Linked DNA regions of Homo sapiens: region 1 is linked to region 2. A link is a loop called in an ENCODE intact Hi-C map of the cell type or tissue named here. Cell type or tissue: heart left ventricle. All regions are shown on one strand. Links, peaks and the distances in the headings refer to the core of each region. The heading gives the core; the rest is flanking DNA.

Region 1 (15,854 bases), core at 3,347-11,346, 59 kb after region 2:
TTTCACTAGCACATTATTAATACTAAAGCTAATTTTAACAAAACCTTATAAACAAATGTATCCCATCTGAATCATCTTTGAACATACATGATTTTATACACCTTTTATAATCTTTTACAAATTTTAATTCTTTTTCTTTTATCAATTTAAATATATTCAGTTTTATCTATCACTTTTTATTTCTTTGATTTAAAACAACCTTTAAACAACCTCTAAATGAAAGAAAATCACTTTTTAAAGAAAAATCACATTTTTATATCCTTTTATAACTTATCAAAAACATCTTACATTTTTGTATATTTCATATACAGAATTGTTTTCTCTATATCTAGTAATTTTAATTACATATATTAACTTCAATGTTAACTCTCAGTAAGGCTAATTTTTATTGAAAAACCAAAGAAGTAAGTAATTTTAATTATTTATTTATTTATTTATTTATTTTTTGAGACAGAGTTTTGCTCTTGTTGCCCAGGCTGGAGTGCAATGGTGCGATCTCAGCTCACTGCAACCTCTGCCTCCTTGGTTCAAACAATTTTCCTGCCTCAGCCTCCTGAGCAGCTGGGATTGCAGCCATGTGCCACCACACCCAGCTATTTTGTATTTCTAGTAGAGTCAGGGTTTCTGCATGTTAGTCAGGCTGGTCTCAAACTTCCAACCTCAGATGATGCACCTGCCTTGGCCTCCCAAAGTGCTGGGATTACAGGTGTGAACAACTGCGCCTGGCCAGTAATTTTAATTTTTAAGTATCAAGTGCAGAACTTAGGACAGAGGACAGAGCTCTAAAGACAATGCCTGTAGGATCCAATCCCTCTGAAAATGGTCAGAAGACACAGCTGGACCAGGAAATACGGGGCCATATTGGAGTTGGCCATGCACTGCAGCTAATGACCCAGGCACTGTAGACACACATATATTTCCAGGTCTAACTGTGGTCTCCTGTCTATACCCCAGAACCTAAAGACTTAAAACCAAAGACATAAGCTTATAGACAAATTAGGCAACTATCAAAAATATCTCATAAACAATAGTTTTATGATGTTAAAAATCTAGCAGAGACAGAATAAATTAGTCTGACCAGTAGGCTCAGGCAAAAGTGTCTAAATTTTTATAAACATTTTAATCTAAATAATTTAAAAACTAGCTTTATATATGAAAGATTACTAAAGTTACATGAACTTGCAAAGCATTTGGGCTTATTTACTTAATTTATGAGTACTGATTTATGTCTATCAATTTGGTACCATATAAAGACAAATATATAAAGATAGACATGTAAACATGTATACACAGAAATAAAGACAGACAAATGTAAAAATGCAAGAGCTTTAATTTTAATTTTTTATCCATGAAACAAGTAAAACAGAGTAGGTTAAAAGGACAATGGATTTAAACTGTACCTTTATAAATGGAACCAGTTAAAGTTGATCTGTCCTACAGGAATGAAATCCTTACCTAGTACTGGAGAAAAAAGAGTGGTAAATTTATATCTCAAAGCACACAGAGAGAATTTAAGTTGTTTTTAAGAGAGAATTTGGCTGTGTTAGAGACGATTAAAAGTGGATATCAAGGTAACAAAATCATAGGAATTTACTACAGGATTTTACAAAGAAACATAGATTAACCTAGAGAAAGTTTAGAAACCTTTCCAAATAACCAGCTGAGTGGCAGGAAAGTCATATTTTGGAGACCAATCTAGTTATATAGGTGGATTTTAGGTTTAGCTTCCATTTATTAACTGAATCACTGAGCTCAAGAAGTGCATTAACAAGTAAGGCCAACAAAGCATTTGCAGTTTTTAGGACCTAACACTTACATATGTGAAAAGCAGGAGCAGCTGGAAGGCAGAACATCCAGATCTCCAGAAATCAAGAATCTCACGTTTACACTGAATCCTGGGTCCCCACAAAGAGAAAACACCACAGGACTGGACTGTGTAATGCTTCCACAGTGCACCTCACTGCAAGGACAACTTCATGCCAATCAACACACTCTAATCAGCTCATCCCTCATGGGAGCCTTATAGCTTGATGGCAAGTGTTTCTACAGTCTTCAAGTGTACAACCCTCACTTTTCTCATCTAAATGCACAAAGAAATGAGTAGCCATCTACAGTAATAACCACTCACTGCAACCACTATCAGCCCACCTTCAAAACTGCAGCTTTGCCAGGGACTTGCCAGCCATCACATACCCAAAATTCAAGTGCTCTTACAATACATATTAGCCCCTGCTACGCTCAAAAACCAAAGAGATGCTTAATGTGAGAGACAGCACAGCTTTTAGACCTGAGAGAGACCTGCCCATAATGCTTGGAACTCCATGAGGAAAATAAAAGACCCTGAAAAGGGGATATGTGGTGGCTTTTACTGTGTTCCTCAAGGATCTCAGGGTCACTAAATGTAACATAGATTTATGTAATATAAATGGTAGCAAAAAAAAAGAAGGAGTAGAAATAAATGAGAGAACAAGTCTTAGAGGACCCAATTTGAGACGATGTTAAGCTTTCCAGAAGGCCAATGAAACTTTACATTTTTTCTCAGTAAAAATTACATCAATAAGAAAAGAGATAAACAAGGATCAAACATAATTGAAAAGGGGTTTAGTTGACTGAAAAAAAAAAAGTTCCCAGGAGAGAAACATAATCCAAAAGAGAAAGAGTAGAAAGGCATATCTAGCTAGCTGGCTATCTCCTGAATATCAGCCTTTATTTGTTTGTTTTTTCTGAGACGGAGTTTCATTCTTGTTGCCCAGGCTGGAGTGCAATGGTGCGGTCCCGGCTCACTGCAACCTCCACCTCCCGGGTTCAAGCAGTTCCCCTACCTCAGCCTCCTGAGTAGCTGGGATTACAGGCATGCGCTATCATGCCAGCTAATTTTTTTATATTTTTAGTAGAGACTGGGTTTCACCATGTTGTCCAGGCTCATCTCGAACTCCTGACCTCAGGGGATCCGCCCGCTTCGGCCTCCCAAGTGCTGGGATTACAGATGTGAGCCACCACGCCCGGCCAAATATCAGCTTTTAATTAAGCTGACTTTGACCACACAGCTCTTAAAAACATCTTTTCAAATATCTTATCAGATTTTAGCCAGGAAAAACAGCCAATATTACTAGCTTTTGAACCTTTTTCTTTTAAACCATAGATAACTTTCCAAGTGACTCACCAAAACCAGTAAGTCTTAACCAAGGTTTTGACTTAACCAAGTAACCACAAGATATCTCCAAAGAGGTGCAAAATGATCCTCACAAGATGCAGAACCACCCCAAAGACAGCTAAACAACCAAGGATGTGTGAGGTGTGTCCAAGGAGGTGCAATGCCATTCTCAAAAGATCCAGAACCACCTCCAAAGACAGCTCAAATAAAGAAATGTTTTGCTAGTCACAAAGTGGGTACAAGCCACATTTTTGTCCAGCCATATTCTCTAGGGTCCCAGCTTTTCATCTGATCTACACAAAAAGGCCTGAAAGCCTTATGTGCCTCATAGAGACAGAAGACAGGAAATCAAAAACTATAAACGAAAGGGAAAAGGATTAATAACAAATGGGTACCCCAAAAGTCAAGAGTAACACAAACATCAAATCAATTTTTAAATAAACGTTTCTTCTCCCAAGTTAAAGGACTTACGTTTCCAAGCGACAGATTCCCTGACTGGCAATCAAACCCAGGACATTGTGGTAAAAACATGGCATTTTAACTACAAGATTACAAAATGGAATGTCCTTCATTGCAAACTTTTCAGGGAATTCAAGGAAGCCAGTTTGAGTGTACAAAATATTTTAACTTTGTTTTAAATCCGATTTCTGCTTTGTTTCTCTTTTTTATTAACCTTGCCAAGGGAACTTTTTAGGCCATATTCTTTTTGTATCTTTTCATAGATACCGATAGGATAAGGGTTTAAGACAGAATTCTCTAAAAAGTTAAATATAGACAATTAACTTATTTCATAAGTGAGCTAGTTCTCATACTCCCTTCCCCAAACCCCACCTGTTAACCCAATTTGGGGAGGGAAAAAGACAAATACTCTTACTACCTTTATTTGATCTGGCACCACAGGCAGCTATCTGGGAGAACTTACCTGGTTAAAAAAAAACAAAAACAAATTCTTACCTTTCTTTTCTGGCTTTTTGTCAACTGTCCCAAGATCCCATTCATAGCCCTCAGAATGAACAGAGTGATTTGTTACTAAGTGTACAGTACCAGACTGTAAGGATGAAAGGCAAACTTCCCCTTTGCCCTCTGAAAGTTTACCGAAAATTACCTGACAAAAGGCAGGAGGAGAAAAGGCATACACATTTTATTAACATGCCTAACCTCCAAATGGGGTACAAAAGTTTATTTACCCTTTTCATAGGGGAGAAAGGAAGTGGGAAATGTAGACAATTCTTTTGAGTGGTAGTACATGATAATTAGGGAGAATGAATGAACTAGGGAGACAAATTAATTTCTAAATGATTCTCTTTGGAATTTGAATGGGTCCAAGAGGCAGAAATTATCTTGTGGAAAAGTCCATTCAGTTGTGGTTGCATTCCTCAGTCTTCTTTTCTGCAATAGATAATGAGATTTCAGGGAGAGGATAGAAGGTAATTGTGTTTCTTTTGGTAATAAGCTTTCTTGGTCAGATAAGGAAGTTCCAGTCAAAAATTGTTCCCTGTACTTGGGGTTGGGGGAGGAACAAGACAATGTTAGAAGGATCTTAATTCTGAGGCTTATTTCTGAGGCCTTTTAATTTGCAAAAGCATTCAATATGCCCAAGCACTATATTTTGAGGAACTGTTTTCTGCACCCCAATGGTAGCATGTATTTATGTGTCATTCCTTTTTGTGGCAAACAATATTCCATTGTATGAAGATATTACATTTTATCCATTCATCAGTTGATGAGCATTTGGGTTGTTCTCACCTTTTCATTATTATGAATACTACTTCTATAAACATTTATGTACAAGTTTCTGTATGGACATGTATTTTCATTTACCTTGGGTATATACCTAAGGGTGGAAATGCTAGTGATGCAGGATTTTTTGCTCCTTAGTTCAGCTAAAATCCAGGCTCTTGACTCATGACCAGGGAAAATTAGACACACAGACACATTGAAGGATGAGGAGGGCAGATATATTAAGCAAAAAGAAAGCCCACAGCAAAGAAAGAAGGGGTCCTGCCAACAGGCTCCCAACTCATAGAGTGAATACCAGGCCACCACACACAAAGGTGAAGAGGCTAGGCTTCTCCCGCTGCATAAGGTGAAAATCCTTGGTGGCTCCACCCCATTTTTTCAGGGTGCATGCAGGCCCCCAGTCTGTTGCGGGCATGCCCAGGTAAGACCCTGTGTAGGTTCCTTTAACTGCCTCTTGCATCTATCACTAGCTTATATGGCAACTCTATGTTTAACTATTAAAGGAACTACCAGGAAGTTCAACAAAGCAGCTGTGCCATTTTACATTCAACTAGCAGTGTATGAAAAGTCTCATTTCTCCGTATCTTTGTCGACATTTTTTATCTGACTTTCGAATTATAGCCAATCTAGTGGATATGAAATGGTGTGTCATTGTATAATAGAAGGTTTTTTAAATTGACACAAAATAGAGGTACATATTTTTAGAGTACATGTGATATTTTGCTACATATAATGTGTAAAAATCAAATCAAGGTAATTGGGGTATCCATCATTTTAAACATTTATCTTTTCTTTATGCTGGAAACATTCAAATTCTTCCTTCTAGCTACTTTGAAATATACAATAGGTTATTGTTAACTAAAGTCTTTCTTTTTAATTCCCTAAGAATTAATGATATTTAGCATTTTTTATGTATTTATTGGTAATTTGTTTATTTTCTTTGGAAAAAATGTTGATTCAACTCCTTGGCCCATTTTTTAATTGGGTTATTTGTTTTGATTATTGAGATTTAAGTATTCTTTATATTCTAAACACAACTCTCTTGCTAGATTTAAGATTTGCAAAAATTTTCTCCCATTCTGTGGGTTGTCTTCACTTTCTTCATAGTGTCCTTTGAAGCACAAATGTTTTAATCAATGAAGTTCAATTTACCTATTTGTAGTTGTTGTTCTTCATGGTTTTGGTGTCATGTTTATGAATCCATTGCCAGATACAAGGTCATGGAGATTTATCCCAATGTTTTATTCTAAGAGTTTTATAGTTTTTGCTCTTACTTTTAGGTCTTTGATATGTTTTGAGTAAATTTTTACATATGGTGTGAGGTAGGAGTTCAAATTCCTTCTTCTGCATGTGGCTATCCAGTTCTTCCAAGACCATTTCTAGAAAAGACTATCCTTTTCTTCACCTAATGGTCTTGATACTCAACCAAAATCAGTTAACCATAGACACATGGGTTTACTTCTGAACTCTCCATAGAATCTTCATAATTCTATTCCATTGATTCATATATTTATCCTTAGGCTTCACTCACTTGATTGAAGTTTCTTGGTAGTAAATTTTGAAATTCAGAAGTTTGAGACCTCAAACTTTATTCTTTTTTGTCAAGATTGTTTCAGCTGTTCTGTATTCCTTGAAATTCCATCTGAATCTTAGAGTCAGTTTGTCAATTTCTACAGATAATCCAGGGATGATTCTGAATAGGGATTCTGTTGAATCTCTAGGTCAATTTGAAAAGTATTGTGATCTTAGCAATACTAAACTTTTAGATCCATGAACAGATGTTTTTCCATTTATTTATCTTCTTTAACTTTTTCAACAACGTTTTGTAGTTTTCACAATATAATTTTGATATTTTGTTAAATTTATTTCTAAATATTTTATTTTGATGCTATTATAAATAAAATTGACTTTTTAATATTATTTCAGATGGCTCACAATTTATCTTTACATATTGACCTTTATCCTGCAACCCGGCTATAATTGTTTATTAATTCTAATAGCTTCTAAATTCCTTAGGATTTTCTGTATATAAAATCATGTCATCTGCAAATAGAGATCGTTTTACTTCTTCCTTTTCAATCTGAATGACTTTTACTTATTTTTCTTGCCCAATTGACCTGGTTAGAACTTCCAGTATCATGTTAAATACAAGGGGCAAAAGCCCCTTATATCTTGGTGGGTTTTTTTCCTACTCTTAGTGGGATAGCAACCAGTCTTTCACCACTAAATATGATGCTAGCTATGGGTTTTTGTTGGTGCCTTTTATCAGATTGAGGGAGTTCTATCCTTTTTCTTTCTTTTTTTTTTTTTGAGTATTCTTATCAGGAAAGGGAGTTGAATTTTGTTAAATGTCTTTTCTGCATCTATTGAAACTATCATATCGTTTTTGTTCTTTGTTCTATTGATATGGTGTACTATATTGACAATTGATTTTTAACTGACAAACCACTTGCATTCCTGTGATAAACTCTACTTGATCATGCCGTGTAATTCTTTTTAAATGTTGCTAGATGTAGTTGGCTAGTATTTTGTTGAGGAGTATTCCATTTATATTCATAAAATATATTGGTCTATAATTTTTTGTAATGCTTGTGTCTGGTTTTTGTATGAGTGTGATACTGGTTTTACAGAGTAAGTTGAAAAGTGGTCCTCCCTCATATACTTTGAAAGATTTTCTTTTTAAATGGTATTAATTTTTCTTTAAATGTTTGATAGAATTCACCAGTGAAACCATCTGGGCATGAGCTTTTCTTTGTGTATAGTTTTGCTTGTTTGTTTTGCTTTATTTTGCTTTTACATATTCAATCTCTTACTTATTCCATGTCTATGGAGATTGTCTTATTAAGTGAGTTTTATAATAATAGCTTGTGTCTTTCTAGGTATTTGTCCATTTCGTCTAAGTTATCTAACTTATTGGCATACAAATATTCATAATATTCCTTTATAATTCTTTATTTTTCTGTAAGAGAAGTGGTAATATCTTCTCCTTCATTTATTTTCTTTTTCTTTTCTTTCTTTTTTTTTTTTTCTGAAACAGGGTCTCACTCTTTCACCCAGACTGGAGTGCAGTGGTGTGATCATGGTTCACTGCAGCCTAACCTCCCAGGCTCAAGCAATCAATCCTCCCACCTCTACCTCCTAAGTAGCTGAGACCACAGATGTGCATACCATGCCTGGTTAATTTTTTTATTTTTTGTAGAGACGGGATCTCCCTATGTTACCCAGGTTCATCTTGAACTCCTGAGCTCAAGTGATCCTCACACCTCAGCCTTCCAAAATTCTGGAATTACAGGCATAAGCCACTGTGCTGGCCCTTCTTTCATTTCTAATTCTTATAATTTGAGTCTTCTTTTTCCCATGTCAATCTGGTTAAAGGTTTCTCTGTTTTAGCTTTTCAAAGAACTAGCTTTTGTTTTCCTTGATTTTCTCTACTGGTTTTTTATTCTCTATTTCATTAAGTTCCACTCTGATCTTTATTTTTTTTCCTTTTATTAATACTTGCTTTAAGTTTTGCTTACTCTCCTTTTTCCATTGTCTTATAGTGGAAGGTTAGGTTATTCATTTGAGATCTTGTTTATAAAATATGGATATTTATAGTTACAAATTTTCCTCTCAGCACTACTTAAGCAGCATTACACAAGTTTTCATATGTTGTGTCTTGATTTTTATTTGTCTTGAAGTATTTTCCAATTTCTCTTGGGATATGTCTTTAACCCACTGATTATTTAGGAGTGTGTTGTTCAATTTTCACATATTTGTGAGTTTCCCAAATTAATTTATGCTACTTATTTCTAACATCATTCCATTGTGACTGGAGAACATACTTTAATTACTTCTATACTTTTACATTTATTGAGATTTGTTTTATGGTCTAGTATTCGGTTTGTTTTTGAGAATGTTCTATGTGTACTTGAGAAGAACGCATATTCTTTTTTTATTTGGGTGGAATTTTCTATAGATGGCTGTTACATCAAGTTTGTTTATAATGTTGAAGTATTTTGTTTTCTAGTTATCTTCTGCCTAGCCATTCTATTCATTATTTAAGTCTCCATCTATGATTGTTTGATTGTTGAATTGTATATATCTCCCTTCATTTCTGTCAGTATTGCTTCATATATTCTGGTTATCTGATATTAAGTGTACATATGCTTAGAATTGTTATATCTTTCTGATAGATTAACTATTTTTGAGGACTTTGGCCTATGAGGGTATAGCAAAATTTATAGTATTAATTTCTCTAGAGTGGTCTTATTCAACTTTTTCATTATTTAGTTCCTTAAAAGGAAGTATACGTCTATTTTCATTCAAACACGCAATCTCCTTTGACACTGAAGCCTTTATAAGGAATAAATTAGCATTTTGGTTCCACAAAGAAAACTCAAAAATAAGACAACACTTTGATCTTGAATATAGAAAGCAATGAAGTCAGTTATTTTGGTATACTGATTACAATCGTTTTAGTAATAAATGAGTCTGGTTTTTCTGTGCGAATCAGTGACACATTAATAGCTTATTAGATGGTAAATGCTAGTTAACAATCATAACATTAGGAAAAAATAGAAGCAGAAAGTCTCTGCTGATGTGGTGCCATTAGACAAAGTTTTATATCTTAAAAAAAACACACATGTTGTTGATCAGAACTATCAGAAGTATCTCTTACATCAAGAAACAAAGTAAATGCTTGATAATGTGCTCAACTCAATTATCCAGTTTTTCTAACTCCTGCACATATTTCAATAATGAATGTCATATTTATAAATCATTTTGGAAAGTACATATTCTGAGTAATGAGAAGTTGATACAGTTTTAGGTTATCTCTACATATTGTCTATTGTAAATAGTACTTCAGTTAACACAGGGAGGCTTATATCTCTTTGAGATCCTGATTTCAATTCTTTTAGGAAAATACTCGGAAGAGGGATTGCTAGATCATATGGTAGTTCTATTTTTAATTTTTTTTAGGAACTTCCATACTGTTTACCCTAGTGGCTGCCTCATTTTTCATTCTCACCAACAATAAGCAAGGGCCCCAATTTCTCCACATTCTTGGCAACACTTGTTGTCTTTTGTGGATAGCAATAAATTTGACAGCAGAAAATTACTTTTCTTGGTGTATTAGTCTGCATTCTCCCGAGAAACAGAACCAATAGTGTGTGTGTGTGTGTGTGTGTGTGTGTGTGTGTGTGTGTGTGTGTTTATCAGAGAGAAAGAGAGAGAGAGATTTACTCTAATAAATGGGTTCACAGTTATGGAGGCTGAGAAGTTCCAAGATCTGTAGTTGGAAAGCTGGAGGTTCAGGAGACTCAATGATACAGGACTGAGGATTAGGTGGGCTGATGGCATAACTTCAGTCTGTGTCTGAGTCTGAAGACAGGAAAAGACCAATGTCTCAGCTCAAACACAGAGCTTAAGTCTCCCTTACACTGCCTTTGTTCAGGCCTTCAACAGATTGGATGAGGCCCACCACACTGGGGAGGACAATCTGCTTTACTCAGTCTTCTCGTGTAAATGTTAACCTCATTCCAAAACGCCCTCACAGACACGCTCAGAATAAACACAGTCTATGGCTCAGTCAAGTTGACACATACAATTAACCACTATGCTAGGTATCTTAGTGGAAGAGAATGCCGAATGCAATAAGTAGTCCCAGTGATAACCCAAGAACTTTCATTTTCCAGAAACAGAGAACAAAGTCTCCCATTTTAAGTTTGTACAATTGAAGTGATACTAGAAATAAAAAATTGATAGCTCCTGGGCCCTTAGGAGGGAACAAAGTGTCCAGTTCATATATGAATTTTCAGTAACATTCAGATTTTTCCAAGTTCTTAAGATCAGCATTAAATACAAAAGTAAGAGTGTCTGTATGTACTTAGTTCTCTGGTAGGAATGAAAACCATAATACTAACATTCATTTTGGCACAAAATTAATTTTTCCAATTATTAAATCTTTATCATATAAGTTTATAATTATAATATTGTAACAGACCTGCTGTTCAAGGTTTAGAATAAGCAAAATCTCAAAAACAATAACAGCACCATATATGATTTTATATTTGTTGTGTGTGGCTTCAAATGGCTTCTCCTGGTTTCCTTTTATTGATGAAATTATCATTTCCTTGAATCATTTATGGCTTTTTATCTGTAATAGAATTTCAAACCCAGTACATTCTTAAGACCCTTAGAATTTCAGGCCCAGTACATGCTTAAGAAACTTTAGTTTAGCTGTCTCCAGGAAGTCTTTCTAGAATGTGACCAAAAATATATTTCTAATATCTGAGATCATGAGTTTTTCTCAATATGATTAGATGGCAGTCAAAATAAAGTCTAAACAAAATAATTTTTAGATATCTTTTGAGATTAGCATAGAGATGTTATTCCTCATTTCTTTGTAAAATTGAATACTTCCCCAATATGCAGATGTACTATAATTTAGCAAGCTCCATGTTGATATACATATGGATTCCTTCGCCATTTTTTTCTTATTTGTTGATAAATTCAAGTTATTTGTCCTGTAGAATTCCCTAGGATCTAAATTTTGATGATGTCATCTCTAACTTCTTGTTTAGCATTTTCCCTTATTCTTTATGTTTCTTGAGTTAGTAGATAGATTTTTTTTTCCCAAACCATGCTGAAAACATCGGAAGTAGCTAAATTTTAAAGGCCTGATCAAATTTCAGCTTGATTTCTGGAAGGATTATTCTTAGTTGATGTTTCATACTTCAACTAGGTGGTATATAATTGTCTGGTTGACTCTTTTTTGTGATTTTAGCAGCTATTGAGGGTCAATGCCTCTATCCATTAATTAGAAGTTACAAAATTGTTCTATTCTAATTACATCATACTTTCCCCGTTTATTGGCTTGAATAAAAAGAAATTACTCTCCTTCACTATTTGGTTACCCTCAAGTACAGATTATGTAGGAAATGCAGAATAAATGATTGATTATCAGTTTTCAGAGTAATGAGTTGATTCCTTAATATTGTTCAAAAGTGGCCAATGAAAGATTTTTGGGTTTGTTTTAGTATCATTTTGACTTCATGGATTTAAATATATCTGATGTATTTCAACCCATTGCAGTTAGTATTTCTTCAGTGATTTTCAAATTTCACATGTTTGACAGTGGGAGGCTCTTTTAAGTTGACTCAAGGGTGCTTTTGATACAATTCTAGTAATCCTTGATAGCTTCCTTGCTTTATGTTATAAGAAGAGATTCCAGACTCATCTAGAGCAATTCCTGTCTTAGATAGGCCTGGAATCAGACATTTTCCTAAGGAGTCCTGGTTTCTTTATGAATAAACAAAATTTAGATACTTAGAGTATGTCAGATGGGTACATTGCTAGTAGACCAGTTAATTTAACAGTTTTTCTTCCAAGGGGTCAAAGAAAGCACTGACTGCCTGATACCAGAATCACTATACTTGTGAATTATATATCTTTGTAAATTGGTTTTTAAAAAGTACAAATAAGTCTTCTATAGTTTCTGCTGGAGATCTGATGGAAAGAAAATTAGTTGAAGTTTCAAAAGTAAAGGTTTAAAGCCTGGGAACTGCTGTGTGATATTAAGTAAGTCATTTCACTATTCTGAGTTATACATAATTTCTTGTACTTCAAAATAGAGATAATATTACCTATCACAACTTTTATGAGAACCAGTATTGAAAGTACATCATAATAACAGCTAACATTTCCTAGAATGTTTTATATGTCAGCTTTTGTGCTATGTTACCTAGTTTATATCATTAAATCTGTATAAAAGAACAAAAATTATTATTATTATTATCTCCCTTTTATAAGGGAGAGCACCAAAGATTAGAGTGACTGGTATCTTGCTGTTTCTGTAAAGGAAAATTACCATGATCCTAAGAAGCTGAGGTCATCAAGCGGAGTAGGAGGTAGATTTCCTATCCAGGAGCAGTGAGCCAAATTAAATGCACAGGTAATCTACAGCTGCAAAATGTGAGAAATGATTGAACATAACCAGTAGTAGCAGCCCAAATTAAGAAAAATGTTAAAATGCATTAAATTTATGCTCAAAATTAGAACAAGTATATTTGGATTCATTTACAAGAAGAGGAAGACAAAGTTATGATAGAAAGAAAGCTCAGCAACTGGGATTACAGACTGGGCTCTTTTACAAACTCGCCATTTGAGTTTGTCAAGAGATTTATTCTCTCCAGGTCTCAATTCTTCACAGGGGAATGAGGATATGTGATTTCACAAGCTAATCTTCTAGGATAAAAATAGAACAGTAATGCTTGAGAAGAACTTTGTAATAACTCACTACTGATGTGCAGAGTTAAAAAAAAATTACAACGTATTTATAGGTTCTACCGATTCAGGTTTCTGAATCACTCATTAATTCCTTCATTTAACGATACTTGTTGAAGACCTACTAAGTGTCAGACACTGTAGCAAGTAGTGTTCTAGCAGTGAACAAAGTGAAGTCCTCATTTTCCTAGTTTACATTCTAGTAAGGAACGACAGAAAATGGAATACACCAGGCCCACTACCAAATTTGCAACAGCTGATTTGTGCGCCTGGCATACCCTTCCCCCAAGTATTCTCATGGCTAACTCTCTCTCCTTTTTCAAGTTTTCGTTCAAATGGGCACCTGCTTGATGAGGCCTAAACACAGAATATCCCTCCCTCCCCCACTCTGCTCTCTATATTTTTTCCTATAAATCTTATCCCCTTCTAACATATGATATAAATTGCTTATTTGTGTGTTTAATATGTTTCTCTGAGCTATAACGTAAATTCCAAGATGCCAGGACTCTTTGTCTGTTTTGTTCAAGGATGTATTCCAAAGCTTAGGCAGTACCTACTAACGTGTAATGCTCAATAAATTGATTAACAAACAAACTGATCAATGAGTGAATGAATGAATTAGAAGGATGATCTGGAAAGTTTTCTCTGATGAAGTGACTAAATAGTAAAAGCTTGGCATTTAAAAAAAATCACAGCATACAGAAAATTGTTAATTAAATTGTGTTACATCTAGTTGATAGACCATTATGTGGCCTTAAAAATGATTTTAAGTAATAGCTATAAAGTTTATGAAATAACACGGATACTACTTATAATGGATGGGTAAGTGAAAATGCATATGCATATATTACTATTACAAACATATTAAAAGGTCTTTAGAAGAAATATTAGAAAGTAATATACCAAAAGTTACCCGTTTATGTTATAGTGATTATTGGTGATTTCCTTTATCATTTTTTCTATTTTCACAAATTTTCTATAATTTCATTGTATCATCTTTGATATAGAAATAAGTTTAATTTTTTAAAAAGCTAATCAATGCAATACTACCTACCATTCACAGCATTTTGTTTTGTTATGTTTTTTACATTTAGAAATTAGACCTTAACAATGTCAATAACCTCCAACAAGCATAGACTCGCAGTTGAAAAGAACACACCTGGATTTCAAATGTTTCACAGAAAAACAGAGGTGAAGAAGGAGGTTGAATCAACTATAATTTCTTCTACAACAGCATCATTACTTACTTTGAGTTTACCTTTCAAGTAGATTGTCTCCAGAAGAAGGAAGTCCTATCAATTAAACATGACTCTCAAGAGAAAAACACAATGCGTATAAGTGATTTTAAACAGAATATAGCATCAAGAAGTAGAAATTGCCCAAGACCCTGTTTTATCCTGCACTTTCCCATTACTTTGGTAATCAACAGTTGGTTGAGGCTGGGTGCCGTGGTTCACACCTATAATCCCAGAACTTTGGGAGGCTAAGGCAAGAGGATCTCTTGAGCCTGGAAGTCCGAGACCGGGCTGGATAACAAAACAAGACCCCATCACTACAAAAAAAAAAAAAAAAAAAAAAGTCAGTTGAGGATCAACAGCGGAGTCCAAGTATGCAATGGCTATGTTATTCCATTTACTCCTCAGAATAATTAATTGAAGTCGGAGTTATATTACTAAATTTCAGATAACAAAATGGGGACTGTAGGTAAATTTCCCAAGGTCACACAACTAGATACGTAGTGAAACCATGATTCAAATTGATTCAAAATGACTCTAAATTCACTATAAAAAGTCATACATGGGAAGGGGAAAGCAAAAATATCTAACATTTCTCATAGGCCTCCTTTTCCACAGCACTTCTGGACCCCTTAAATGTCATGTTTTCTACATAATGATTTTTGCTTGCAAAAGTCACCAACTGCATCTTTACTAATATGGCTCCAGCTCCCAGATCTACAGCAGTGTCAGGGTAGGTAAGCATGAATATTATCCCAAAGCCTTGACAGTGTTCAGACTGCCAGGGTCTACGAAGGAAGGACTCCAAGTGCCATCTTAGAATTGGTGCTTTGCAAGTTGGTAATGGCTCCCCCTTACCTCAGTCTCCGGCCCCTCATGAGAAGCTATGCCAGGAATGGTTCTGCATTTAATGAGTCCAAGTGGGAAACAGAAACCTAGTGTGAACCCGAGGCTAGAATAGAAACTGGATTTAGTCCTCTTCAGTGGACCAGTTGACCAGGTGACCCCTTCTGTTAAATCAGATGATTACTTAGTAATGTGTCCTTAAATAAATTGCCAACTTGAAAAAACAGTCTTTGAAATGAATAATTTAATATTTTTATGTATAATTTTATGTATGTACATTCATGAAAAGACTAAATTATACTAGTTTTAGTTTAAATGCAACTTAAATATTCCAATAAGGAGGAAGTGTACATTGACTTTACCCCAGATCTGGTTTCCTAGCCAGACTGGAGGCAAATAAAATAATGTTTCTGTTTATGTTAAGTGACATACATAATGTCTACTTATAATATCTCTCAATAGAATTCATAAGAGAAAAAAAATGTTATAAGTTACATCCTTCTTTAAATGACTAGGCTAGAGGCCACACAATTCCCTTTAAACTCAATTATCTCACAACTGAATGCTTCGATAACTTGCTAAAAGCAGTAGACAAAGTGTCATTAGTGAAC
Region 2 (15,854 bases), core at 3,361-11,360:
TCCCAGGAACATGTGTCCTTACCATAGCAAATTATCCAGTCATTCCCATTGCTGAAAAATAAATGACTCTAAAGAGATCACCATAGTCAGAATAAAATAAAATCATAAGGACTATTATAGTCTCATGTTTTGAAGATAATGAATTTTCCCTCATGTTTAGAACATATAAAGTAGCTAAATATTCTTGTAGTTTAAATATTTATAAACTTCTTTATTCAGGACCTAGATAATCTTCACCTAAAATAATATTAGGGGGAAAAACTAATTGCTTTTAAATACCAACCATCAATACTAATGCCTGAATGGCAGGGACAGGGAAAAGGAAATGGAATAAAGGATTAGCTTTCCCTGTATCTCAGGGAAGGAGTAAGCTAACCTTATTGAAATTAACATTTAAATCTATTTCCACGTGTTCATTTTATGTAAGAAAAAGATGGGGAGCTGGGCATGATGGCTCATGCCTGTAATCCGAGCACTTTGGAAGGCCAAGGCAGGTGGATCACCTGAGGTCAGGAGTTTGAGACCAGCCTGACCAACGTGGTGAAACCTCATCTCCACTAGAAATACAAAAATTAGCCAAGCATGGTGGTAGGCTTCTGTAATCCCAGCTACTCAGGAGCCTGAGGCAGGAGAATCACTTGAACCTGGGAGGCAGAGGTTGCAGGGAGCTGAGATAGCACCACTGTACTTCAGCCTTGGTGACAGAATGAGACTCTGTCTCAAGAAAGAAAGGAAAAAGAAAAAGAAAAACATGGGGCAGAATGAGCCTATTGAGAACGTCTCTACCCATAGAAGTCTTCAAAAAAGAATGGACACTTCTATGCTTGAAATTTTACTCAATGAAATATTTTTCCTCAGCATAAATCTAATGCAAAGCCTTGGAACAGAGAATTGGCACAAAATTGAGGATTAGACCTAGAAGTTAGCATCAAGAATAACGTCTTCTTTTTGTTTGAAGTATCTAATAGAGAACTTTACCTGTTTACAGAGAAAAGCTGACATTTGCCTAGACAGACTAAGTTATTAGACAGACTAATTTATGACTAAGACCCCAAAAGCAAATGCAACAAAAACAAAAATGGAACAAACTGGACTTTATTAAACTAAAAAGCATCTGCACAGCAAAAGAGATCATCAACAGAGTAAACAGACAACCTACAGAATGGGACAAAATGTTTGCTAATTGTGCCTATGACAAAGGATTAATACCCAGAATCTATGAGGAACTCAAACGAAATTGAAGAAGAAAACAAACAACCCAATTAAAAAGTGGGCAAAGGACACTAACAGGCATTTTTCAAAAGAAGACATACAAGAGGCCAATAAATGTATGAGAAAATGCTCAACATCACTAACTACCAGAGAAATGCAAGTCTAAACTGCAATGAGATATCATCTTACACCAGTCAGAATGGCTATTACTAAAAAGTCAAAAAAAATGTTGTCATGGATGCAGAAAAAAGGACACACTTATACACTTCTGGTGGAAATGTAAATTAGTACAACCTCTAGGGAAAACAGCATGGAGATTTCCCAAAGGACTAAAAATAGAACTACCAATCATCCTCGCAATCCCACTATTGGCTATCTACTCAAAGGAAAAGAAATCGTTATATAAAAAAGACAGCTTCACTCAAATCTTCATTGTAGCACTATTCACAAGAGCAAAGTCATGGAATCAACCTAAGTGTTCCTCATTGGTGGATTGGAAAAAGAAAATTTGGTATATATACACTATGGAATACTATGCAGCCATAAAAAAATAATAAAATCATGCCCTTTGAAGCAACATGGATAGAGCTGGAGGTCATTATCCTAAATGAACTAACTCAGACACAGAAAAATACTGCATGTTCTCACTTTTAAATGAGAACTAAACAATGAGTACTCATGGACATAAAGATGGAAGCAGTAGACACTGGGCACTCTGAAAGGGAGCAGGTTGGGAGGGGGATGAGGATTGAAAAATTACCTATTGGGTACATTGGTCACAATCTGGGTGATGGGTACACTAGAAGCCCAAACCCTACCATTATGCAATATATTCATGTTACACACTTGAACATGTAACCCTTAATCTAAAATAAAATTAAATTTAAATGTCTTTTAATGAAAAAGATACTATTACAAAATAAAAAATAAATACATAGGTACCCTAATAGAGAACCTTATCCTCCCGGAAAATCTTAACTAATTTAACCCCAGGTAATAATGCCTGACCTTATCTCTCCACTAGTATTCCTAAGCTCTATATTCAATTTACACCTATTAAAGTTGCATTTTTAAGTGTCTTCCTTGCTCATTGTGCAGATAATTCCTTCTTAAAGCACTTCTGCTAAGTCTTTGCTATCCCCCAAACCCAAACAATGACACTTACCCAGAAGTCTGCTTTCAAAATCCAGCCACCCAATGTCTCTTCAGTAGTTATCAAGGCAAGAAGTTGGCTGGTCTCAATGTCTTCCTAGAGCATTGGCTAGTCATTAGCATCCCTTTGAAAAAAAAAAAAGATTATTTTCTCTCAAAATAGATTTAGAAACTTAAAATTCTGAATATATCTAAAATTCTACTTAAGCTCTTATTCCTGTTGTAAAGGCGTTTTATCACTGGAACACATGCTAGCTAAATCCTTTGAACTAGGAATCCCTTGTCTAAGGATAAGTTCAAAATGATTTTGTAATAAAAATTATGTAGCTACGTGTAGATATTCACATGTGTAGTATTCACCACTATGTATTGTAGCATCTATGAAATGAAAAAAAATAAAAAGCAAATTCAATACCCAATTGATAAGCAATACCAATGATAAGAAATGCTTAAATACGGTATTTCATCCTGAAAGAATGTATGCAGATATCAGAACTAGTTACAAAGATAATGATGCAACATGTAAATAAGTTTGCCTAAAATACAAAGTGAAATAAAATACAAAAATACACACAGTTGAAGTATACAAAAACATGTAAGTGCATGCTTAAGGAATTAAAAATATTCAAAAATATGAAAGAATATTTGTATTTTCTGAGTGTCCATTATGTATTTCTGATCTTCTAATTTTCTTTCATCCAACTATCATACTGTTTCTCAAATAAAAAGTGGAAACAAATACAATTTTAATGTTAGAAAATAGTTTGCCAGAACAAACTTGAATCTCAGCTTCCCTTCAGTGAGGAAAGACAAATAACCATAAACCTCTCCACACATTATCTACCAGGATGCTTGTACAGGGGATTCTTGTTCTTGTACAAGGAAGAGGAGTTGATGATTGAGAAATTTTTTTTCAAATAAATTTTACTGAGTATATTTAAGGTATACAACATGATGTTATGGGAAGATTAGGATTTTTGAGGTAAGGAGAGGAGAGTATCAGACAGGAAAAAAAAAAAAAAAGAGCCAAATTTCTTGGCTTAGTCCTCAGCTCTTCTTTTCCACAACAAACGCTTTATTTCCATGATAAATGCTTTCTCTCTAGAGAATCATAACAGATATAGAAGTCAGTCAAGACACTGCCTTCAGAATCTACCTTTTGGAATTCCCATTTCCTGTGAGTTTATGTATATATTATCTCAATGGAATTAAGAACTGAATTTAGATACAATCCTCTTACCATTAAAATTGTTATAGATTTTGAATATAAATTATTATCATAAATATTTTTAAAAATTCAGAAATATGGACAAATATTGAAAAAGGCAAGACTATAACTTTGGTGAAAGCAAACCATAACATTACCAAAGGGGGAGGACCAAAGGGAGTCCCAAATCTAAGTCATTCACAAGGCACCTCCTCAGTCTCCATTTCTCTACAGACCTCACTCAAAACTACTAAACTTTGTTACAATACTGAAAATGGCCTCCAGCCTCAGGAAGCCTCAGGATACTGAGATAATTTTAGTGTTCTAAATTACTTCTGTACATAATGTGGGAATCATTCTTTAACATGAAAAATGAAAAGCAAATTTCCACATGAGCGGTAGGCCCCAAGTTGATTGCCCTCGTATCCTCATCACATTTGGTAGGTTGTGTGGCATTTCCAAGGTACATAGTTCATAAGTCCAACCCAAAGGCTGACTAATACCTCCAGTTACAAGTAACAGTGACTCCAAGCTAAGAATTTTAAGGAAACTTTTAAGAGACCAGCGTAATATCCCTGAAAGCACATATTTTCTCCTAAAGCAAAAATATTTACAAGTATTTTCACGAATGAAAGGAGCTTTTGTGTAAGATTTTTTTTCTAAGAAACTTCTTAAACTATTGTTTTTTATAAATATATTGACCAGAAATAGATAACTTGATTCAACAAGATAAGTTAATCCCATTTTAGGTGAAATTTCATCAACTCTTTTTTCCTTCCCCTTTATTATTATTGTCAAATTATTCCTCTCCTTTGGTTCTTTCCAGCCTCGTCTTAACTTTCCCAGTGTCACCCAGATATGTTTTGAACAAGCCAGAGATTCTTGAGGCTGAAGAAACTGCTCAAAATGTGGCACATTACAGAACTTTTTATCTTTTTTTACAAAACAGTACCTGCTTTTTCCTACTAAGCTATGCAGTAGAAAGAACAAAGGCAACTTACTTTTAAAGTAAAAACTGAAAAGTTTTCCTTTAAGATGTGACTAGGTCAGAAGTCACTCCAATCTATTAGCTCTGCAGTATTTAACCTGTTGGGTGAGAAAAGACAGCCCTTTGCCCAGTCAATTAAAGGAAGATTTAATCTTTTGAAATGTTAGTGTGTGAACCTGTCTGTGTGTGTGTGTGTGTGTGTGTGTGTGTGTGTGTGTGTGTGGTGTTTTAATCTCAGCAAATTCAATCTTTGAGACACAATCTCAGTCTGTTGCCTAGGCTGGAGTGCAGTGGCACCATCTTAGCTCACTACAACCTCCAACTCCCAAGCTCAAGTGATCCTCCCACTTCAGCCTCCCAAGTAGTTGGGACTACAGGCGCACACCACCAAACCTGGATAATTTTTAAAATTTTTTATAGAGATGGGGTTTTGTTATGACATCCAGGCTGGTCTGGAACTCCTGGGCTGAAGTGATCTCGCCACGTCGACCTCCCAAACTGCTGGGATTACAGGCTTGAGCCATGCACCTGGACTTATTGCTCAGCATTTGGTTAAATTAATAACATATTTCTCTAGTGTAATACAAATGAAGCATATACTTCATGGAACAGTTTTCAAGAAAATACAGCATTTATTATAAAAGAAAAATAATTTCTCCTTTAAAAATTAACAAAACAAATTAAAATTAACATTTTCAAAATGATAAAACAGGTTGGATATTTTTTATGATAGAAAAATACTACTTTTATGAGTTTTCAAAGGAAAATAAATCTTGAGACCACAAAATCACTAAGCCAAGGGAAACGTCAACCTAGAAACTATGTCAGGCAAACCTGCTTCCCATTTTATTCCTAAATAAGCTAGCTACAAATTCAAAAAAGCTACACACCTACCAAACAATTTGCCCACAAGGAAATGCCTCCTGGACAAAGGACAGACAGAACTCAAAGTCATCCCACTGAGGCTCACCTGAGACATGCGTATCTGATTGCTTCCTCTACCTTATTGTTTATATAAAAATGCAGATTCACTGAACCAGACTAAATTTTGTATGCAGTGGAAGGCTGATCAAGGACTCAAAAGAAGGCAACCTTTTGTCTCTTATCTACTTATAATTTGGAAGCCCCCCACCTCAAGTTGTCCTGCCCTGCTGGACCAAACCAATGTATATCTTACACATACTGACTGATGTCTCATGTCTCTCTCAAATGCATAAAAGCAAGCTGTACCCTAACCTACTTGAGGACATTTGTCAGGACCTCATGAAGCTGTGTCACAGGCACGTCCTTAACCTTGGCAAAATAAACTTTCTAAATGTATTAAGACATATCTCAGATACCTTTTGGTTTACAATTTGGTGACCAATGGAAGGGACTCTGCATGGAGGTAGCTCCTGGACCTTTGACAGATCTCCAACTGGGCTTGGTACCAGCTTGAGCTTCTATGGCCCAAACCAACAGGACGATTTGCTGAGGCCTGGAAGCTTCCCTCCCTCCAGAGAATCCCCAATCACCCAAAATTTGGTTGAGATCTAACGTTTATTTTGCTGTGCAACTCTTTTTCTGAGTTTTACTTGCTTCCAACAAGGAAGGCAAGTTTTTCTGCTTTCATGACAATGGAAGGCAGGTAAATCCTCTCTGTAATTTGAGCTCACTTCCAACAGGGAATTCCAGTTTGAATTTTTTCCTGCTTCTAGGATGGTAGAGAGCTGTCTTCAGCCTGAGACCCACTCCTTGGTAAGTAGCTGAATTGGGATTTTGTCTTGGATAAAGTTGTGATTAACAGTCAGCTGGTCTTAATTCTCCTTACCATTAGAGTGTTCAGTAATCATACTGTTGGGGTTTTTTGTTGTTTGTTCTGGTCTTTCTCTCTGGTCCCAGAGTTGACCAACTCTACCTGACTTGGTCAAATCTGAATAAGAATTACAAATTATGGGGAACAAGGTCTGTCTGAATTAGCTGAAATTCCTCATAGCTACAAAAGAAAGGGGAAAAAAAAAACAGGGGCTTGGTTTCTGTGTTTGCTTTCTGTCTTAAAAAACAACTGTTCTTTCATTTACTTTTCTTCACCCTATTCCTTCCTCCCCTTTCACCATCTTCAATACCAGGGAAAATCTAAAGAGGCTTCTAATGACTCAAACCCCCTAAAGAACTCAGAACACAGGCACCTCTTGCCCCTTTTTGGGGTGTTCTGTTTTCTTTGTAGAGTTTCAAGAGTGATGGGCAGATTCTTCTTAGGTCTAAAGGTCTGCTCTCCTGTATTTGCATAACCTGACCTCTTTGGCTTTAGAGGGTACCAAAGATTACCTTGTACTGAGAGAGGATTTGACCTTGGCATGTGTAATGGTGGACAAAAACTAACAAAGTTAAAGCTGGCTGAGGACAGTTACTGGAAGTGTTCTTCACTTTTTTTTTTCCTCCTAGGAAGCTGTTGTTTAGTATCCTAATTCTAATTCAGAGGTGCATTCTGAAGAATCTTCTTCATTGCCTTTCCTCCCAAAATTAACCTCCCAAAATGTTAAAAGAAGAATACTTTTTGTCTAATTCAAACTTTTTTAAAGGTTATGTATAAAACAAGGTAAGAGTAACCTGGAAATAAGAGAGATGTAAAGAAAGTTATAGAAATAAAGAGGTATTTTTGGTAAGAAAGCTTAAAGAAAAATAATTTTACATGCAAAAGAATCTTATATGGTAAATTTTTGTCCTAAAATAAAATGACTGGTTGTTAAAGAAAGAGGGATGTTCAGGACAACCATGCCCAATGTCTGTGTAAGTCATAATAAGAAGGTTTATGAAAAGAAAAAAAAATTTTATATGATCAAGTTGTCTATATTTAATATTTTTAAAACCCCACTTATACACTAAATAATTGGTTAGAATAATGAGATTTTCTTAAGGTATTGCTTTACTCTTAATAAAATTACAGGACTTTATAATTTTTTTATGCAAAGTTCAACTTTTACTGTGTCTCATTGTTTTCAGGTTTCTCTCCCCTTTTAAAAGGACTGAAATTATAGCTCTGTCCTTCAATTCATTTTCAGCTACTGTAAGTTTTTTCTTTGGGTCATAATTGTTTTGGCCTGATGCTAATAATGTTTTATCTTGAAGGTCTAAAGGAAATGTTTTCTTCCAACATAATATTCTGTGCTCTTGGCTTTAAATTGCTCAGGAAGCACCTCCTATGGCTAATTAATTCAAGTGCCATTCTCATTAGGTCTGACGTGAGGATTATCTAAATGAACTTCCCACAGGGAGCAGCAGTCACATTGCAGAAGTTCTTTTCTTTTGCCTTTTGGTAACTGGGCCTAACAAACAGATTTTACATTTTATCAAAATAATTTCTGTGTCATTATTACTAAGTTTGGGTTTGCTTAGGAAAAAAACTGAGATTAAATTTTTATTTAATTAAGGTTATTACATCCGTGTAACTTTCTGCAGGTGCTTTTACAGTCCTTGTGTCATTGAGTACAGGGCTTTGACTTCTGAGTCTAAAAAGGACCCCAAATCTTGCTAAATCTTAAAAACCGACAGCAGTTAAAGCCTCATTTTCAGACCCAGTAGAAGATGCCAATCAAAATAAACTGTGTTCATGAGATACAGGGCCAGAAACTAAAACTATTCAATTCAAGGCCCAGGGACTATAGCAGAAGAGCTAGGCATGTGAGATCATAAGGGCTGATTTTGAGAAAAAATAAGTTCAGTTTCTCTATAAATTAACCATTAATGTTGAAGGCACGCTGAAGCAAGACCAGAATATGGACTCCTGTGTTAGATTAACAAGGTTTTCTTGGAGAATTAACCCACTTCTTAATAAAAGGTTATAAAGGTTATAAAAAGGCTTATGGAAATTATATCTTATGGTCAAGATAATTAAAGTTTTACAGGCAGTTTATAAGATTTGAGAGACATATTTAACTGACTTCATTCTGTCTTTATTAAGGCTTATTGTTTGGTCTCCTCTCTCAAAGATAAAGGTTTCTGCTTTCGTTTTTTTAATCTTTGAGTTATCACTTTGGCTAAATAAATGACTTACTTTACAATGACTGTAATCCTATTTTGTGATATCAAGGGTTCTAAACATTTTATATTTGAAACACTTTCCAAAATCAAATTCTAATTTTGGTCCTCATAAATTTATTGATATTAGTTCCCTAAAGTTTATAAGAGATATTTGGTTTATTTGATATAATAAAATCATACAGGAAGTATTGTCAAATATGAAAAAATGTTTAACCTTCTTTGAATTATATTTACATAAATGTGTAATTAGTTTGTGTTCCAAAATTGTATGAAATTCCTGTGCTTCTAATACATCTTAGCATATGTTATCAGTAATAATTATGATTATTATGTGAAATTGTTGTATGCCACAGAAGTAACCAATTTTCTTGTAAATTGTGTATTTAACTATGACTGTTCTAAGACTTTTGTCATCTGCAGTTTTATTTTTATCCTTTTCAAAAGGTGGCATTATAACCAGCATAGGATTCTGACGGGTGCACTTGAAGGCAGGTTTCTGATAACTTTGGAGATTGTGACACTAGAATAGAGGGAAAACTTCCAAGATTCTTAAAGAGAGCTGAAATGTTCATGAATATCAAGCAGAACAGGAGTTAACTGCATAGACTAAACCGCATGGAAGACTGAAATAAATCCTTTTATTACTTTTTGCTTAAAATGTTGCTGATCCTTTGTTTATCAGAGGTAAGAAAAACTTTTCTTTTGAAATATTTACAGCTTTTAATAATTGAGTAAAGTATACTCCTACAAACAAAATTTGGAGCATATTTCTCTCTACATGATTTCTCCAAAATTTGGAAACTAGTTGCAAGTATGCTTAACTTATAGCAATATAGTTATTTGCATAAGTGTAATAAGAATTTGTTTTCTTTTGTAACAGGACATAATTGTAGACACTAGTTATTTTACCAAGGTTTTTTACTGGAATGGAATTCTTTCAGATACAGACTCCTTTAAGGAATCAAAGTTGAATTAAAGAGGCAATAAAAGCCCCTTCAGAAAGCTGATCTTATATCTTGTCTACACAGTCCCTGCACAGGTTGCTGACCTGTGGTAAGTAAAGAATGTCACTTTCTGACAGTCCCAGGAGCCCCAAGGTTCCTTGGGACCTTGAGGTGAGGAATTCACTCCATTAATACAGGTATCTGCAGGCACAGGCTGGGCTTAAGGCATTAAAGTCAAATCTGAGAATCCTTATGGAATAAAGTTTCAGCAAAGCCAATTTTTTAAAAAAGAAACAATTATTCTTGCTGATTTTATGCATATACTATGGCCAAGTATAATAAGACTAAAACTTATTTTGCAGCTGAATTTGTCCTTTGACTTGTCTTTAGTGAAAATAGGACTGGAGAAAGAAAAAATGTGTTTCAAACTATCTCAGAGACCTTTGTTTTAAGCTACAGTTTAGAAAAAAGGTCTCTGAGGCAGTAAATAACTGTAGTACACCTGTTGTTAGATTCTAGTCTTGCCGAATATTTTTCAATTTTTATTATTTGGACTGAACTTATAGTTTGGACTGAATTCTAAAATTTTTCCTGACTACCAGTCTACAAAATAATCTATTAAATTTTTTCTTCTATTCCTCTTTTTCCCCATTTTTCCTGATTTGAAATCACTAAAAATTAAGCTGTGCTTTTTTAAAGTCCTGCAAACTGAAGCTAGACAACTTAAACTTTAGAAGAAAATAACAGCAACCTATTTACATACATAAACCACTTTCATACCAGCCTACTGATTCATAGACTTCAGAGTAATAGTGCCTATATCAATTTTCCAGTATTGCTCACTTCTTCGTTTGTTGTTGTTTTTCTCCCTTCCTCTCCCTATTTTCTTTCTGTAGAATGTGAGATTTCACAACCTGCTAAAAATGAGCTTTACTAATAATGTGGGACCTACCTGTCTAGGAATAAACTGCCCTAGCCACAAGGGATGAGACAAAACCTGACACCAGGGACCCATTTTCTTCTAAAATGCTTTTCCTGAAAGACTTTTAAAAGAAAAGGGGAGAATGTGAAAGAAAAATAAACCTTAGGACGCCCAAATCACTAAGCCAAGGAAAAAGTCAACCTGGGAACTATGTCAGGCAAACCTGCTTCCCATTTTATTCCTAAATGAGCTAGATACAAAGGTAAAAAGCTACATACCTCCCGCACAATTTGCCCACAAGGGAATTCCTTGTGAACAAAGGACAGACAGAACTCAAAGTCAGCCCACTGAGGCTCACCTGAGACATGCATATCTGATTGCTTCCTCTGTCCTATTGTTTATGTAAAAATGCAGATTTACTGAGCCAGACTAAATTGTATATTCAATGGAAAGCTGATCAAGGACTCAGAAGAATGCCACCTTTTGTCTCTTATCTACTTATGACCTGGTAGCTCCCACCTCAAGTTGTCCCGCCCTGCCACACCAAACCAATGTACATCTTACACATATTGATTAATGTCTCACATCTCCTTAAAATGTATAAAAGCAAGCTGCACCCCGACCAACTTGGGAACACATTGTCAGGACCTCCTGAGGCTGTGTCACAGGTGTGTCCATAGCCTTAGCAAAATAAATTTTCTAAATGTTTTGAGACCTGTCTCAGATACCTTTTGGTTTACAGAATCCTGCTTTTTAAGATGGGAAGAGAGAGAGGAGGGAGAAAAAGAAGAGCCAAATAAATAATGAAATCCTTCAAGAGCAGTTCCCAAAATAAAATTTTATTTAATTACTCTTTTGAAACATAGAGATATAACTCACACATGTCCAATTTGTACAGTAAACTTGTCCTATTGTAATGGTGTAATTAGGAATTAATATATGTAAGAGACTAGAAAATCACAATCATTAAACATGAATTGGAAATATTGAATCCTTCAGCATTGACTCAATATTTAACATGAATTGGAAATATTGAATTCTTCAGCATTGACTCAATATTTACATTGATGTGTTATAAGAAATATTAGTACTTTCACATTTTAAAAATGCATTATAGGTTCAAGCACCACCATAGCTCATGGCTGTAATTCCAGAGATTTGAGATGCCAACGTGGAAGGATCACTTGAGGCCAGGAGTTTGAGGCCAGTCTGGGCAACATAGGAAGACCCCCATGTTTAAAAAAATAGAAAATAAAAAAGTTAGCTGGGCATGGTGGTATGAGCTTGTAGTACCAGCTACTGGGGAGGTTATGGTTGGAGAATCATTCTAAGCCAGGAATTTAAAGCTGCAGTGAGCTGTGACTGCACCACCACACCCCAGCCCGGATGACAAAGTGAGGCCCCATCTCTTAAAATTAAAAAAAAAAAAAAGCATGGTAAGTCAATACTAATTATGTTGTATTAAAAATAAGAAAATAATTCATCTTATTCTTGGAAGATAATTCCTTTGGGGAAAAAAATGTGAATAACATTTTATGTCCAAAATATCTTTGTAGGTCTCAGAGCTTATTAAAGAATGCATATAATACACCTTTAATTTTAGGATTAGTTTATTGTTCAATTTTCAGAGCCACTCATCAATTGGTACCCAATTGATGCATGCTAAGTGAGTTAATTAGTAAATTATATAAATGAACTTGATATACTTTAAATTTCACTAAACTCAAAATTATGACCAATGGTGACACTTTAAAATGAAGATGTTCAAACACAAACTAAATCCACCAATCAGAAGCCACAGTGCAGTCAAAAAAAAAAGAAGTAAGCAGTAATTACAGCAGTGAAAACAGATTTAATTCAGAAAAAAACAATTGCAATAGGGGAAACAAAACCTCAGTATAATACTGGGCTCAATTCCAAAAACAACAAGGAAAAGTGATAATTTGTAGCCAACGGCAGGGTGGGGATCAGCAGGATAGAAAATTACTAAGAGGAAAGATCTCAGGTAAGGCAGGTTCTGGTGAAAACAACCTAACAGTACTCTTACTGAAGGCTGGCCGGGGTGATCAGACATCTCCTGGGGGGTGACGGAGGATGAGGAACCCCCAAGAGTAATCTGAAATAGAAGATGGGGAATTCTTGCTAAACTGACTTGCAGGTTCTTGCTAGAACTGGACTCTGAAAGGAAGGACACCCAAGCCCAGAGTCTGAAACTTAGACAAAAATAATGCACAAATGAGCCTGATTAGAGTTTGATTAGCAGAAAATCTTTGTCTCTCCTCTTGTGCATGCTAAATTAGTTAATTAGTTAATTAACTAAACGAATTTGATGTCCTTTGAGTTTAAGTAAACTCAAAATTATGGCTGATGATGAAACTTAAAGTCAAAATATTCAAAGAAAAACCAAGCATGTCATCCAGAAGCCACAGAACACAAGCATTATTCAGAAGACTAGTATGTCTTTCGTAGGCAAGCGTAAGGCTGACGCACCCAGATATGATTGAAATGAAGTAATTGAATAAAGACTTGAGGCCGGACACAGTGGCTCACGCCTGTAATCCGAGCACTTTAGGAAGGCCGAGGCGGGCAGATCACGAGGTCAGGAGTTGGAGACCATCCTGGCTAACATGGTGAAACCCCGTCTCTACTAAAAATACAAAAAATTAGCCGGGCATGATGGCGGGCGCCTGTAGTCCCAGGTACTCGGGAGGCTGAGGCAGGAGAATGGCGTGAACCCGGGAGGCGGAGCTTGCAGTGAGCCGAGATCGCACCACTGCACTCCAGCCTGGGCGACAGAGCAAGACCCTGTCTCAAAAAAAAAAAAAAAAAAGACTTGAAGATCATCTAAATGCGAGATGCTAATTAAAAACATAATAGCTTTGCTGAGGATGCTCTCTTCAAATGTCTCTTTTTAAACCCCAGGCTGAGATCAGTGATAATTGATTTTCAGTCAATCCAACATCCCACTATAAAAAAAAACCTAGGACCAATCCCGGTTCTGCGATTACAGTGGTTCAGCTGCCTAGCACTAAGGCAAAGGGCTCAGTACCAAGTTAGGCTGAAGTTTAAGAAGAATGACAAACACCTTTATTATTACTGGTGCATTACGTAATGAAGTTCACAAAAGTATAATAACCATAATGAGGGCTATGGGTTTGCAATTAACCGTCTATTAGCAATAACCAGTGTTTCTCTTCTCTCGACCAGTCAGATGACTTTTGGGTTTTATTTCTATGATTTGCCAAAGTCATAGTTACTAAATCTTCTACATATGGGATTGTATTAAAGATCCAAATAGCCACTACAGTCAAACACAAACAGAAAACACCTTTGTCCAAAGGCAATAGGGACCCAATCACATCAATTGTAACTAAGCACATTAACCAATGCTGAAGATAAATGCCAATAAATATATATTAGCTCACCTTCAAAAGATAATGCAACAAGTATGTTTCCTCTTATCTATTTAAGGCATCTGATGCCTATAGAGATATCAAGCCTCTAAATGGAGCACTTAGGATGCAGACTGAATTTTTCCTTAGGATAGGTGACTTGTTTAAAAATCTTATCAGAGTGGTAAGTGGCTTATTATTTATCTTCCTAAAAAGCTATGTCTTGAAGTCTACCTTAAGAATACACATTTTCTACAGCCAGGCATGGTGGTATGTGTCTGTAGTCCCAGTTGCTTGGAAAGCTGAAGCCAGAGAATCACTTGAGGCCAGGAGTTTGAGACTGCACTGTGCCCATATCATGCCTGTGAACAGCCACTGTACTCTAGCCTGGGCAACACAGTGAGACTCCATCTCTTTAAGGAAAAAAAAAAAAAAAGCACATTTTGTGACAGCAAAACTATAACTAAAGTCTTAGGCAATCAAACATCTTCCCAGCACCAACTGCCACCATTCTTTCTAACTAATGTGATATGGTACAAGATTTGAATATACTTGTGCCACAAAACAACACTAGAAACATTTATTAATGTCTTTCTTGACAATGACTTTTTTTCTGTCTTCTCACATTCACTTTTTACCTTTTACTTTCTATCCTTACTGTCTTCCATCTGCCCATGGGAGGTGGAAGCTGATGAAACACATGTCTAAAAAGACTAAGGAACTCAGATCCAGAAAAGAATTGAGGCTTTATTTCCATTTGTAGTTCTATTATACCAAAGCTGGAAGATCCAAATTATTCAATCTTTAAGCATCACTTAACTCTTTAAAAATACATCAGTAATTCCTAAATCTATCTAAATTCCACGAATGCTGGGATAATGAGTAAAATGATACCTATGAAGCGTCTTTTTTTTTTTTTTTTTTTTTGAGATGGAGTCTCTGTTGCCCAGGCTGGAGTGCAGTGGCGCGATCTCGGCTCACTGCAAGCTCCGCCTCCCGGGTTCAATCCATTCTCCTGCCTCAGCCTCCCGAGTAGCTGGGACTACAGGCGCCCGCCACCATGCCCGGCTAATTTTTTGTATTTTTAGTAGAGACGGGATTTCACCATGTTATCCAGGATGGTCTCGATCTCCTGACTTTGTGATCCGCCCGCCTTGGCCTCCCAAAATGCTGGGATTACAGGCGTGAGCCACCGCGCCCGGCCTGAAGTGTTTTTTTAAGAAGCTATGTGACTCTAAAGTGTAGAGTTATTTCCCCTGGACTACCAACATTATTAAATATTGCTTATTATGGCTCATTTGAATTTATTCCGAACTATGAGAAAGGTAACTGTAATAGGTGTGGAGAGGATTCCTTTTGACATTTTGGGAGCCATAAAAGCCAATGTATGCAATTAGATTAGGGGTATCTCTATAAAAATTTAGAGATTGTAAACCCCTAGCCTAAGAACATTAAAGAAATATTTGCCATGGATACTGATTTAGACAATACAGAGATGCTTGGGGGTAATAACAATAATCTAAGTCTTCTGTAAAGAATGTGGTTAATAAGAAAGGTGAGGTGGGAGGAGGAAGAGTTATACATAGCAAAATTCATTTCAAATTGTAGAAACTCAGAGCAAGTTGTATTTACAATTGTCCCTTTATCTCCACCAATAAACTGAGACACTGCTGGTGTTTTGCCTCCATAGAGATCACATGCTTCTCATTAAAAGGGAAATTGGAGAGCTAAAACAACACTTCTGCAGCAGAATTCAGTCAGCCCCTCCACTCTGAGACCATCTCTAGCTAAAATCTATTTAGAAAGAGCATTACAGAGTGAAACCATTCCCATAAACTTTATAGAATTTATCAGGGAAGAAGGGAGGGGGAGAACTAAGATAAACCAAGCCTGCAGCACACTCAGCATTAAACATTAGGTTAGCTTGCTCTCTGACCCACTTCCTTATACTGTTTCCCTGTTGCTGCAGAATCACGTAGACTGCTATAAGATTGCAATTCCCCCTAACTGCTCTACA

What was found. A loop is a pair of places that touch in the nucleus more often than their neighbours do. Peaks named below come from ENCODE experiments on the same cell type or tissue, not always from the same donor. Only the 100,000 strongest peaks of a DNase experiment are listed, where the experiment ranks them.
Region 1: a loop joins it to region 2, with 4 times the contacts of the local background. A loop is called at or near these places in 1 of 110 quality-filtered maps.

Annotation. Positions count from the first base shown.
Region 1 is chr7:123,877,097-123,892,950 of GRCh38, reverse strand. HYAL4 (hyaluronidase 4) reads right to left here. Exons shown (of 5, transcript NM_012269.3): 5 at 15,470-15,854. The coding sequence ends at 15,796. Among named protein-coding and RNA genes, the nearest start is that of HYAL4, 40 kb to the right of the region's middle. In heart left ventricle, for the core only: no CTCF peak of the experiment used is centred there; no DNase peak of the experiment used is centred there.
Region 2 is chr7:123,936,507-123,952,360 of GRCh38, reverse strand. SPAM1 (sperm adhesion molecule 1) reads right to left here. Exons shown (of 5, transcript NM_153189.3): 2 at 2,378-2,489. Among named protein-coding and RNA genes, the nearest start is that of SPAM1, 19 kb to the right of the region's middle. In heart left ventricle, for the core only: no CTCF peak of the experiment used is centred there; no DNase peak of the experiment used is centred there; H3K27ac peaks cover 277 bases.